Linked DNA regions of Homo sapiens: region 2 is linked to region 1. The links are chromatin contacts, found by Hi-C or POLR2A ChIA-PET in ENCODE. All regions are on one chromosome and are shown on one strand. Each heading gives the region's core, a stretch centred on a gene start or an enhancer-like site at or near the end of the contact. The rest is flanking DNA. Distances are from core to core; before and after follow the strand shown. Region 1 has its middle 100 kb from the start of NFIA-AS2. Region 2 overlaps LOC105378764 (a long non-coding RNA gene).

The links. Hi-C counts contacts between places; a loop is a spot of excess contacts on that map. ChIA-PET counts read pairs that join two places held with the same protein, here RNA polymerase II (POLR2A). Pooled maps may share reads with other maps.
Region 2: a map of psoas muscle shows a loop between it and region 1 (2.5-fold over the local background). The contact joins two enhancer-like sites. A Hi-C loop is called at or near these places in 2 of 168 maps with a recorded cell type or tissue (heart left ventricle and psoas muscle) and 1 of 50 pooled maps. POLR2A ChIA-PET finds 5 or more read pairs at or near these places in 5 of 52 experiments (CD4-positive, alpha-beta T cell, Caco-2, Panc1 and 2 more).

The regions. Positions count from the first base shown.
Region 1 is chr1:60,864,558-60,870,288 of GRCh38, forward strand. No RefSeq gene overlaps it. Among named protein-coding and RNA genes, the nearest start is that of NFIA-AS2, 100 kb to the right of the region's middle. Within about 2 kb of position 2,559, at least 2 of the 41 ENCODE cell types and tissues checked have a DNase peak (open chromatin) inside an H3K27ac peak, as active enhancers do.
Region 2 is chr1:60,901,284-60,907,014 of GRCh38, forward strand. All of the region lies in intron 2 of LOC105378764 (a long non-coding RNA gene), which reads right to left. Among named protein-coding and RNA genes, the nearest start is that of NFIA-AS2, 67 kb to the right of the region's middle. RefSeq lists an enhancer at 1,952-2,485. Within about 2 kb of position 2,493, at least 11 of the 41 ENCODE cell types and tissues checked have a DNase peak (open chromatin) inside an H3K27ac peak, as active enhancers do.

The DNA.
Region 1 (5,731 bases), core at 1,309-3,808:
AAACCAAAAATCAAGAGACTTGAATGCTGCCATCTCTTGTTTATCTTCCTTCATGACTAAATTAACTAATGAGTTAATTTTCAAAAAATAAAGTAAGGAAAGAGAAATATTTTTTCCTGGAAATTTTTTTTTTAACTCCTTGGAAAACCTGTTCAGTTGTTCCCAGATTTAGTTTGAGACTTTTCCAACAGAGATGTGTAAGACAGCAAAACTGAACTAAACATTTTTGTAAATGCACGGCTCACGTTCTTGAGAAAAGTGGCTGTGAAAAACAGATACTGAATCAGACTTAAAGTCAAAGAAGGGGGGGTGAATAGGGGGGAAAAAGCCCAAAACATTGCATGATAGTCTCTAAGCAGTTCCATCTGTCAAGCAGAAATTTTAGGCTAATAGCCTGTGGCGATCTCCCTCCGCAGTCCACTACCTGCCTTTGTCCTATTAAATCTCTTTATTCTCCTTAAAAAAAAAAAAAAAAAAAAGAGGGGGGGATTGGTTATTGGAAGGAAAGGAAAAACCCCGCAGACCAAAATCATCTGAGTGATGAAGCCCTAATTTTAACTACCTCCCTTTGATGTGTAGCAGTGGGCTCTTGTTTTTTTAAAAAGGAGAGAGGAGAAGACAGTGCTAGGAGCAGAAGACTTTTCATCTCCACTTCACCTTGCCACTGGGTCTGTGAGAGATTGGTTCATTGTCAAGGAGATTTTTTTTTTTACCCATGATTCCATATGGTATGGACCGGACTACATGTTGCCCCACATGCCACTGCAAATGTTTTCTCAATTAGGTGTCTTATCTCCCGTGAGTTAGCATCAGATGAAGCTTGCTGACAGCGTAATGGCAGGGAAAGCTTCCGACGGCTCCATCAAATGGCAGCTCTGCTACGACATCTCGGCCAGAACTTGGTGGATGGTGAGTTGGCAGCCGGGGCTGCTTTTTTTTTTTTTTTTTTTTTCCTTTTCTACTTTCCCTCCCTCTTTGACAAAATGTCCCAGACCTCACATTCATCAAACTCACATTTGATTTTTTTCACACTATTCAGTGAGGCAGCCTCACACTGCTGCCTCTTGCCATCCTCTCTCTGCCACTCTGCGACTTGAGTTCCCAGGAATGCTTGCCCTCATTTTCCATGGGACAGTATTTGGGGTTTTCTATTTTTTTTTAATTCTTTTTTAAAGAGTATCAGTTGTAAGGTGGAGGTGGATATTTTAGCCAAGTCAGTATTGGGGGAAAAAGTGAAACATTCGTCCCAGCCCTCAGGTTTTGCCCCCTCTCTCCAGTTTCACATCCCCCTTACTTTTGTTTTCAGGGACTATGGGGTGTATGGTTTTCTCTGGCTGTGGCATTTTCTGAGGACGCGTGTTGGGCACTAGGGAGAAGCAACCTCTGAGTGAATTCTAGTCCTGGCCAATTAACTGGATTGCCTAAAGTCACCTGTGAGAGAACTCTGGGTCCCCACTCCCTATTTTCCATCAGGGTCCCACAGCTCTCATCTAACTTTTCTCCGTTTATGTCAGAGCAGGTTTTCTGTCTCTTAGGCACTCTAGCTCTGAGTGGAAAAGACCCACACACTCTATCTTTTAGTTACTCTGGATATAAATAAAGTTTGAATAAAGTTCTGCCATGCAGCAGCAGAATGAGTTAACTCACATGTCATGGTCAACCAGGACAGACAACCTTTGACATTTTGGATCTATAAGAGGTAGAGTGAGTTGTGAGGATGCACAATAGCTCATTGTCACAGGAGATGCAAGTCCCGTGAGGAAGAGAGTCCTCAAATCATTACTGCCCTCGTTAGGGTGGTGTCCGTTAAGGATTAATTTGTTAGCAGTGCATTTCTAGTTTTCCGTAATTATTATTCTTGCGGCAAGCGTGAATTCTTCCAGGGAGTGAAAAAAAAGTTTGCTGCCAGGACAATGAATGTATTATCCGTTCCTAACTGGACCGTGAACTTCAGCTCATTTCACATAGATATCAGTTTAAGAAAAAAACAGAGAGAGAGAGAGAGAGAGAGAGATGTTGAAGGGGGAGACTGGCGAATGGAATTACAAAACAGGGCATGGTCGGTTTCACTGTATGATCTGCAGAAAGAGTTCTCTTTTCCCCTTCCTGGACCAATGGTGGTATCATTTTGGCAAGTTTTAGGAATTCGGAGGACTGAGAGACTGTTAAAAGTGAGCTACCGCAGGATTCTATCCGGCTGCTTCTTGGGATGCAGTATGTCCATCCTAAGGACTGTTGAGTTAAAGTGGTTGTGGGTATGTGTGTACATGTGTGTTTTAACTTGTAATTTCTTAACTAGACATTAGAAACTTTACCAGTAATTTCAGGACAATGTTGCATGCAGCTTTTGGCTAATTAGACTAACAGTAGACTATCCACTTTGACCCTGAACTTTTGTTCAGGGCACTTATTTTCCCATTAGAGTTCTTGCCAGCAAGAACAAGGTTTACTTGTGTATGCTATGATGTTACCTATTGCTTCACTTTATACAGCTTGTTAAACATTAGAAATGAATATACTGATTGGTTTAGCAATGATTTTCTAAGTTGTAAGCTTTTTTTGAAAAAACTGCACGCTGATGTCATATTCTGGGTGAAACATTTTACTTCCTTGTATTTCAACAGCTCATAGATTTTATAGACTGTTACTTTTTATGGCAAATTGTGTCATCTCTCTCTTTTTTTTTTCTTGCAAAGATCACCAAATGCTTCTCTTTTTTTAACTTGGAAAACTGTAATTTCTTTTTTGTAAAGTTTACTTGGAAGTTGCTTTTCATTTAAAATTATTTTACAGATGTTTTACCGCCGGGAATATAACATATAAAAGTGGTGGAAACATTTAGCAATGCAGTTGCCTAAAAATAAACAATGTTGAAAGCTCACATGCTGCTGTTTAGGCTGCACACTACAGGGAAGTTTCTCTCAACTTCAGTGCTTCTAGATCTTTGCTTTGAAAAGGAGTGAGAAATCAGAGCGCTCTCTAAAGAAGTTATACAAGTTATCATAGGGAATAAATCAATTTGTTTCTTTCCCTCAAAGGTGACCACATACCATGGCATTTCAGATCTGTCAGTTACCAATAATTCTAATGTAAATTTCCCATTATTGATGGGAAATTGAGGACTTTGATGAAGGAGGAGGGAACTAATTAAAATAATACAAATTTCACATTTTCTCTTAGATCTCTTTCCTTGAATAACATGCTCTCCCTCTCCCTCCATTCACCCACCTCGCTATCCCAAACAATTTCCCCAGCTGAAAGAAAAATTTAAACTTCCCTCTGGCTGATATAGTTATTTAATCAAAGGACAGTACAAGATCGGAGTTTCACACTAAAGGCAAATAAAGCTTTAAAATTACCTCATGCGTCATCTGGCTGCACAGACTCCGGGCTCATAGTGGGAACCTCCGGCTTGGTCCTCCCAGCATACAAAGGCAACTCAGTGAATGCCCCCTCCGCCCGTGGAGACGCGGCCTCAGCTGCCAGCGACGGGATATGCAATTTTGCTTTTTAATGAATCGTAAACAATTTGTATGGCAAATGAGTTTGTTTGTTTTAGTTTGGGGGCATATGTTGTACCAGGTTGTAGACAGTCATTACCTACTCCAGAATTTTAGGTGAGAATGAGTAGAGCTCTGGATCATTTTTATTTTTCTAAATAATAAAGACACACTAGGATGAAAGAAACTGGTTAATAAAAGACTGAGAATAACAACCTCTCTTCTCCTTCCCTCTCTCCCCTCTTTTCCTCTCTATCCCCACCCCCTCTCATAACTCACTCAGGCTTACAGTAGGGCTTTAGCTACACTTTTTGATAACTAACTGGAAATAATCGGTTGACTCGATTAATTTTTAATTTTTTTAGGTATAAATTTTAACTTTGTCTTTAAAAGACTACTTTTGTTTAAGAAACAGTTATTTTAAAATATGTAATATGGAGAAGGGCCATCTCTGTCCTCCATTACTTTTTTTGGTTGAAGCTAAGGTTGCCTTGAGGGACATGGATATAAGAATGATAAATACATGTTTTATATCAAAATGAAGCAAGAAAGGGGTCTTGATATTGAAAAGTCAAATAAAAAAGTTTATTCAAACCCACAGAGTTGTAAACAACTTAGAAGTTAACAAGCAACCAGGGTTCAAGCATGTACATTTTAACAGTAATTACCTTTGGCGCTGCCACTTATGAGAAACCTTTTGATATCTGAGCCACTTCTCTAATGCTTTAATCATGCAAATCAAGAAATAGATATTACATATCAACTTAATCTAGCTGTGTTGTGACATCGCTAGCAGAAACTCTCCCATAGAAAACTAAAGAAAACCCTCATGAAATTTTCCTCAGCTCCAAATGAAATGGAGGCACCCTAGAAGCATGTATTTGCTTCAAAATATAATTCTGTCCAGCAGAATTATCTCCATTCTACCCATATGGCATGAAATGAAGGCAGAATGAACATTCTCCTCTTCATAATGATAACAATGTGTTATGGAACTATTTTTATGTGAATTACAAAATGCACTTGTCTTGCTTCTGCCCTCCAATTTAAAAACTCATAGTGACTGTGAAATGAAGGCAACTAAATTATCCTACAGCCCCCTCACCCCATGCTAGGTCCTGAAGCACTTATTTTGGGAGCATTCTCTTTCAAAAATTTGACATACAGTTTTAAAATCAAGAACTGTCTGTCACTTACTCAAACTTGTACAACTCAAACTTTGCATACCAGGAAAACACTTGGGCAAAAAGAATATGCTGTGCCTTGTGGTACAAATGCCTACTTTTTAAAGTACACATGTAAAAAATAGCAAGATACTTCTATGAAATACTGCCTTACTATGTTCAACAATTCAAAAAAAAAAAAAACTCAACTCCAGCCTACTTCCCAAATGATTGGCAGCTTTAACCACTGCAGACACAAAATTAAGAACACATATTTCACGGAAATCTTTGTTGTTGTTAAGATGTGTTGGATTCACATATTACGTTGTATTTACCATTTCAATTTTCAAAATTCTCAGCTGAACAACTCTTCTTAATGATTGTTTGTTATAATTATTTGAAGATATTGCCTAATGGAGATTTGTCTATAAATTTGCACTTATGCTTTTATGATAAACTAGGAAATTGCTAAAATATCTATAAATAAAAAGACTCAAAATGAGGAGATTCAATAAATTATAAACCATATCATATTCTCAGCACTCAGCATATTTTTAAAGAGTCCATGGTAAACATATTTATACACTTTCTATTTAATGCATTTGCAAACTCTATTTTTAAGTATTTTCACAGATATTTTGCAGATATTTGCAGTGCAGTGGCTCTACCTGAGCTTATTTTTAAATGCACAATTTTTATCGACCATTATAAATATATGTAAGTATATTAATTTCTAAGAATATGCATTAACTTACAAGATTTCTGTACACTCCAACATTATTTTCTCACAGTATAAGCAGACTGCAAGCAAAATCTGAATGGGATAGGTTTTTTTTCCCTCTCACATATATTAAGAAGTTATCCTTATCATTTTCTTTTAGGTTAGCCTTGTACAACATCTTTTAAAGTACCATTTACTATTTTTAGGGATACATTGAACTATGTTCCTATTTTTTTTTCTTTAAATCAAATTACGATCCAAATGTACTTCATTCAGAATTGTGATTGGTTACTTAAGCAAGCCTATGTACTTCTACTATCTTTTTAAAAATCTTGATTTCCTGTTGT
Region 2 (5,731 bases), core at 1,243-3,742, 37 kb after region 1:
CTATTGTTTCCGTGTTTATGTTCGTGTGTGCTCCATGTTTAGCTCCCACTTATAAGTGAAAACATACAGTATTTTGGTTTCTGTTTCTACATTAATTCACTTAGGATTATGGCCCCCAGCTCCATCCATGTTGCTGCAAAGAATATGACTTCATTCTTTTTTATGAATGCATTGTATTCCATGGTGTATATGTGCCACGTTTTCTTTATCCAATCCACCATTGATGGGCACCTAGGTTGATTCCATGTCTTTGCTATTATGAACAACACAGCGATGAACATACAAAGTGCATGTGTCCTTTTTGGTATAATGATCTATTTCCTTTTGTATGTACATCCAGTAATGGAATTACCGGATGGAATGTTAGCTCCGTTTTAAGTTCTTTGAGAAATTTCCAAGCTGCTTTCCACAGTGGCTAAACTAATTTACATTTCCACCAACAATGTATAAGCATGCTGAAGTGAATTAATTTAAAGCAACTAATAGCACAGGTGAATACAGAAAAAAAATATGAGGGTAATAGATAAATGGCTGAAGTTTAGTAAACCTTAATTTAATATGTCCCACTTGTCAATTCAAGTGGGGAACTGGAGGACAAAAATGGTATTCTTTGGTGGTAAATGAGGACTTGCCCCCATTTATCCTCATTCCTAATCTAGGGGTGGTATCTTTTTCATGCTACAAGAGGTCAAGCATGCTCAGCCCCAAGCTCTAATGGTGTCATGTAACATATGTACCAAACCAAAAAAGACTTTTAAGTCTCAACTGACAATCTAAAACTAAGCCAAGACCAAATATCTGTAAGCACAACTTCCTTGGGCTTCCCTGAGCATATCTGGATATTTTCAGTTGCTCAATATGGAAAACAGGATACACAAACAGGCTTAAAATATAAAAGACTATATTGGTTCCTGTCACTGAAAAGTCCAAATATAGCATGGCCTTCAGTCATGGCTTGATCTAGCAACTCAGTCACCCAGATTCTCCATTCTGCCTTCCTTGGAGTTTTAAGGCAAGAATCTCCCTAGTCTCTTCCCCGTTTATATCTAACAAGAAACAGTCTCAGCATTCCCAGAAAAAAATAAAAATAAAAATAAAAAAACAAAGTCAGTCTGTTTGAATCCATGTCCATCCTATGACCCATTCTCAAACCGAAACTGTGGCCAGAGGGTAGGAGACAATGCTTGAATTAACACAGTCATGTGTCCACACCTGGAGTGGAACCTGGAACCCATAAGCTCTAAAAGGCAATTAGAGGTTGTTGGGATTGGAAACAGGTGAGAATAAAGGCTGGCAATGCAACCACAAATATGAGGAAAGAATAGTAATGTCACTGTAATGAAAAGTCTCAGATTTGATCTTGGAAAGATATTGGATACTTCCAAGGATTGGTCATAGTCTTCAGAGATATTTATGAAGTACTCTTATATAAAGAGAAAAAAGTGGTGTGTCTCTAGCTACCATAGATATGCATGGCCAATGTCCACCAGGATATCTGTATGAATTTCTTCTTATTTAATACCACTTTGGGAGTATATATCCCCACTACCTTCGAGGCTGGGTCATTGCCCTACTTAAGAATTTACTTACTAGTGGCTTTTTAAAATGAGAGGGTAGTGGTATAAAAATAATCCAATAGAATGTTATCTGGAAGCCAAAAAATAAGTAAATAAATAAAACCATAGTTTTGCTATTTGGAGTCGAGATTTAAGGTAGAGGAAAGTTAAATGGCTCTAAGAGGCAAAGAGCTGTTTTCTAATGAAGGTGTTGGCTCCCATCCTAGTTTGCCTTTTTTTTTTTAGGACTCCCTGCTAGCCCTCAAAAACCTGCCTTGAGGGCAAACTCTTCACAGTTCAAAGTTTTGCCCTCGGAAGTAAGGCTGCATTTTAATAGCAGCCAAAAATGGGTGCAATTCCTGGGTAAGTGAATTTCATCCAGCAGTAAGCAGGTAGAGACGGATTGGGGAGAGTTTTGGATCTTTCCCAAAGCCTCTTGAAAACGTAACATGTCAGTGGCTGCTTTCAACGTTTATAATTGGAAGACTGCGAATCATAGTCAACTGAAATGTATTAAGCAAGGTGCATTCGCTTAAATTATTTTATCTAACCCTCGCATCAAGCCCATGAGGTATATACTTTACCCCATTTCACAGATAAGTAAACAGAGGCTGAAGGAATCTCAATGACTTGTTCCCCAGCACACTGACAGCACACTGTTGCATGACCTTGAGTCAGTCCCTTCTTTCTCAGAACCAGGTCTCTGTCAAAGGAGGCCCTCGGCCCTGGGAATGCCTTCCCAGCTGCCTCTAGCCCTCCCAGGCCTCAGAATGCTTGTTTTGGGCCCTCCTCTTCCAGGCTGTGAGGTCCAGATCCTGGGCAGATGTCTCTCACCATATGCTGAGGGTGATTTAACAAGGCCAAATGGGCAGCCCCGTGGTTAGAGGCGCTCTCGTTACATATACGCCGGTTGCTGCGGCCTGGCCAGCTGTCCCAGCCCTCGCCCGCTCCTTCTTGGAGACAGCAGCCTGCAATTGCAGATGCCAAGCAGCGGAAGATATTTTTAAAGCTACAGCATCTGTCTCCTTGGCAGCCTCCACCCACTGGTGGGCCGGGTGTTTTGGAGTTGCCTTTGGGCACTTCACATGGTTTGGCATCTGATCCATTGTCTAGGCTGCCTTTTAGAGCTCAGCTTTTTTTGTGGGGTGGAGGGGGGGGTCCCCTAAAACCAACTTTTGATGATGACCTGGGTCTCCCCTCTCAGTGACATCAGTGTGTCTCTGGATCTTTTGTAATATTTTTTTTTAACTTTCCTTTAAAAAAAAAAAAGAAAAAACAAGTGATGAAAGAATGAAAGAAAGAGCATTTCCCCTCTGCCAGAGTGGGTTTGAATAGAAAACTGCCCAGTAGCTGTGCAGCTGCCCAAATCTCGCCCACCATGTCCACATTCTGACTAGTGCAGAACACGGCTTTCTTGGCATCCAAACTTCCCTCAGGCTTGACTATTCCTCAAATGTCTCCCTGGGGAGGTGAGGGATTTCTTTTTTCATTTTTCCCCGCTGCTTTTGCAAAAGACTGTGAAGCTTCCTGTCTACATGCAAATAGCCATTCAAAAAAACAGACACTGACACTTAATTCCCCCTGGCAAGCTGTATTAAGTTTTTTCCTTCTCTTAGAAAGGTGCATTTTAGGGAAGACCAGCTCCCAGCCTGCAAACTCAGGCCTGGGGACTTGGCCCTGTTTCAGAACACCAGTTTGAAGATGACTTCTAGTGAGGATTTCAGGCCTAGTGACAAGAAAATTATCTCAGTTGGGGCAACAGGCTCCTGTGTCATGGGGCTGGGCAAGGCACCAGCCTGCCTCTCACTCATGACTTGGCAAGAGTGCCGAATGTGGTCTTTTCTCCAGCCAACAGGCACAGGCAGTGGCTACCAGAGGATGCCAGTGGGCAGGAGTAATCACCAGGGCCCAGCCAGGCTGGCTAGAGGGTGGTGTTTTTAAGTAACCAGCATCACTGGGCACTCCTTGTCCCATTAAGCCACACTGATATAAGACCCAAAGAATCACTAACCCTCACCCCCACCCACAGAGCAGGAGTCTGGAGCTGACATAGGTAACTGGGGTGCATTTCTTCCACTTAAGGTCAATGAAAGATAGCAGTATTCCCGCCATATGATAAGGGAAATTTCTAACACTTCCTCTATACTGTTCTAAGTGCATTATACGTATTTCCCCAGCTAATTCTCACCACAACCCCATGAAGTTGCTATAATCATATTCTCTTTACTGATGAGGAAACCGGAGCACTGAGAGAGGCAGTAACTTACCCAAGGTCACCTAGCTACTATGGCATGGAACAAGGATCTCAAACCAAATGCTCCACCCCCAGAACCCATCTTCTTGACCCTAAAATAAAGATTGATAAAAATGAAGGCTGACTTAAGTTTTAATTCAACATTGAAAACCAGGCAACTCTGAGTTGTTGGTTCTTATTTGTCATCCTTAATTTGAAATGAAAGGGGATTTAAGAAGGGTGTTAAAGGTAGAATATGGGATTGATTCCAAGTATGTAGCCATTCCTGGTATTTTCACTGTGCTTACTGAAGCCAGTGTTCCTTCTTTGCCCCTGTTAGGCAGCAAGTTTGACCTCAGACTGGTGACCAGGAAGGAGCTTAATAAAAATGAGAGGTATTTGAACAGGAAGCCCCACCTGGGCACAGGCATTTCAGAATTTTTAGTGGCTGCAGGAAATCCAGTTAAAGCAGAGGCTACTTAAATGTATTAATTCATTCAATATATTTATTGGGTAACTTCTCTGTATTGGACATTGTTCTGGTTCTGCATGCTACAAATACAGCAATACAGAAAAGGTATAAGGAGTTCCAGGTAAGGGAAGGTTCTCAGTTTTGAATGGGGTGGTCAGATGAGTTTGAGTCTGAAAAGTTGGCATTTGAATAAGATGCTGAGGGAGGTAAGTGAGGAGCCATGAGGGTACCCAGAGGAAGAAAAAGAACAGCAAGTGCCAAGGTGAAGTGCAAAGGCAAAGTGCAAAGGTCAAATGCAAAAGCAAATTGCAAAGGTGAAGCACACCTGATCTACTCAAGGAACATCAGGGAGGCTGATGTGCTGAAAACAGAGTGAGTGGGGAAGAACAGTGAGAGATGAGCTCAGAGTGCTAATGGAGGTAGCAGAGACTGTAATCGTGATCTGTTTAAATAAGGGTAGTTTAATGAGCTATTCCTAGTGTACTCGGGTGAAGGAACAAAATTATCCAAAAGTCAAGGAACTAACAAGTCTGGAGGTCAAAGGAGAATGCAGTCTGCCCCTTCCTTGACTTGGTTTGGCTCTCCACGCCTCAGGATTTCCTTTTGTAAAGTAAGACTAGCCATAGGAATCAAGGCTTTCTACTGAGCAGGAAGATGTGGCAACTTCACAGGAATGCTAAAGGAGATGCTCACAAGGAGAAAGAAGGAGCCTCCTTTATGATTTAACACCCAAAACAATAGTTCCATTGCCTACTGTAGTGCCTGGAATTCCACCTTTAAATACCCAGCCCTTTAGGTTCTGAAGGCACTAAATGGAGGCGAGAGGGCACCAAACACAAACTGCACCTATTTCAAGATGCTGTCAAAAATCAGAATGTGCATCATCCTCTTAACTCTGTTCTCAAAATTCTTAGGCCTCCTTTCTAATGTCTCATAAATTCATACCCATGGAAATGCCTATCGAGTATTATTATACTTGGTTTCATAAAATGTTCAGAGCTACAGGGCCCCAAACTCTCACACTTAAAGCTTTTTAGAAAGATACCGAGGGTCTCCTCTGTGCTTTATTATTATTGTCTAATAGGCTTAGTGTGCAACAGTGCAACAGTCCAATAGGTCCAAGAAGAGGCACATTTTACTGAGTTTTACTTTCACATTGGGGCAATAAGACCTTATCTATCATTCACCAGCTGTGTGATCTTGCTGGGCTTCAGTCTTCTCATCCATTAAATAAGAATCACAGTTCTTACCTAGTAGTGATATTGTGACATTTAGACATTTAGTGACATTAGACACAATCTAGAAAAAAAAAAAAAAACTGGCAGCAAAGGAGAGAGGAAAGGAGACAGTGACACAGTAGGACCTGTGTCCTTCTCACCTAGGAAACAACAGAGTTGGCAGAGTCATTCATTCAGCACATATATTGTGAACACCTTCCAAGTGACAGTTGTTACACTAGCACCCACAAGC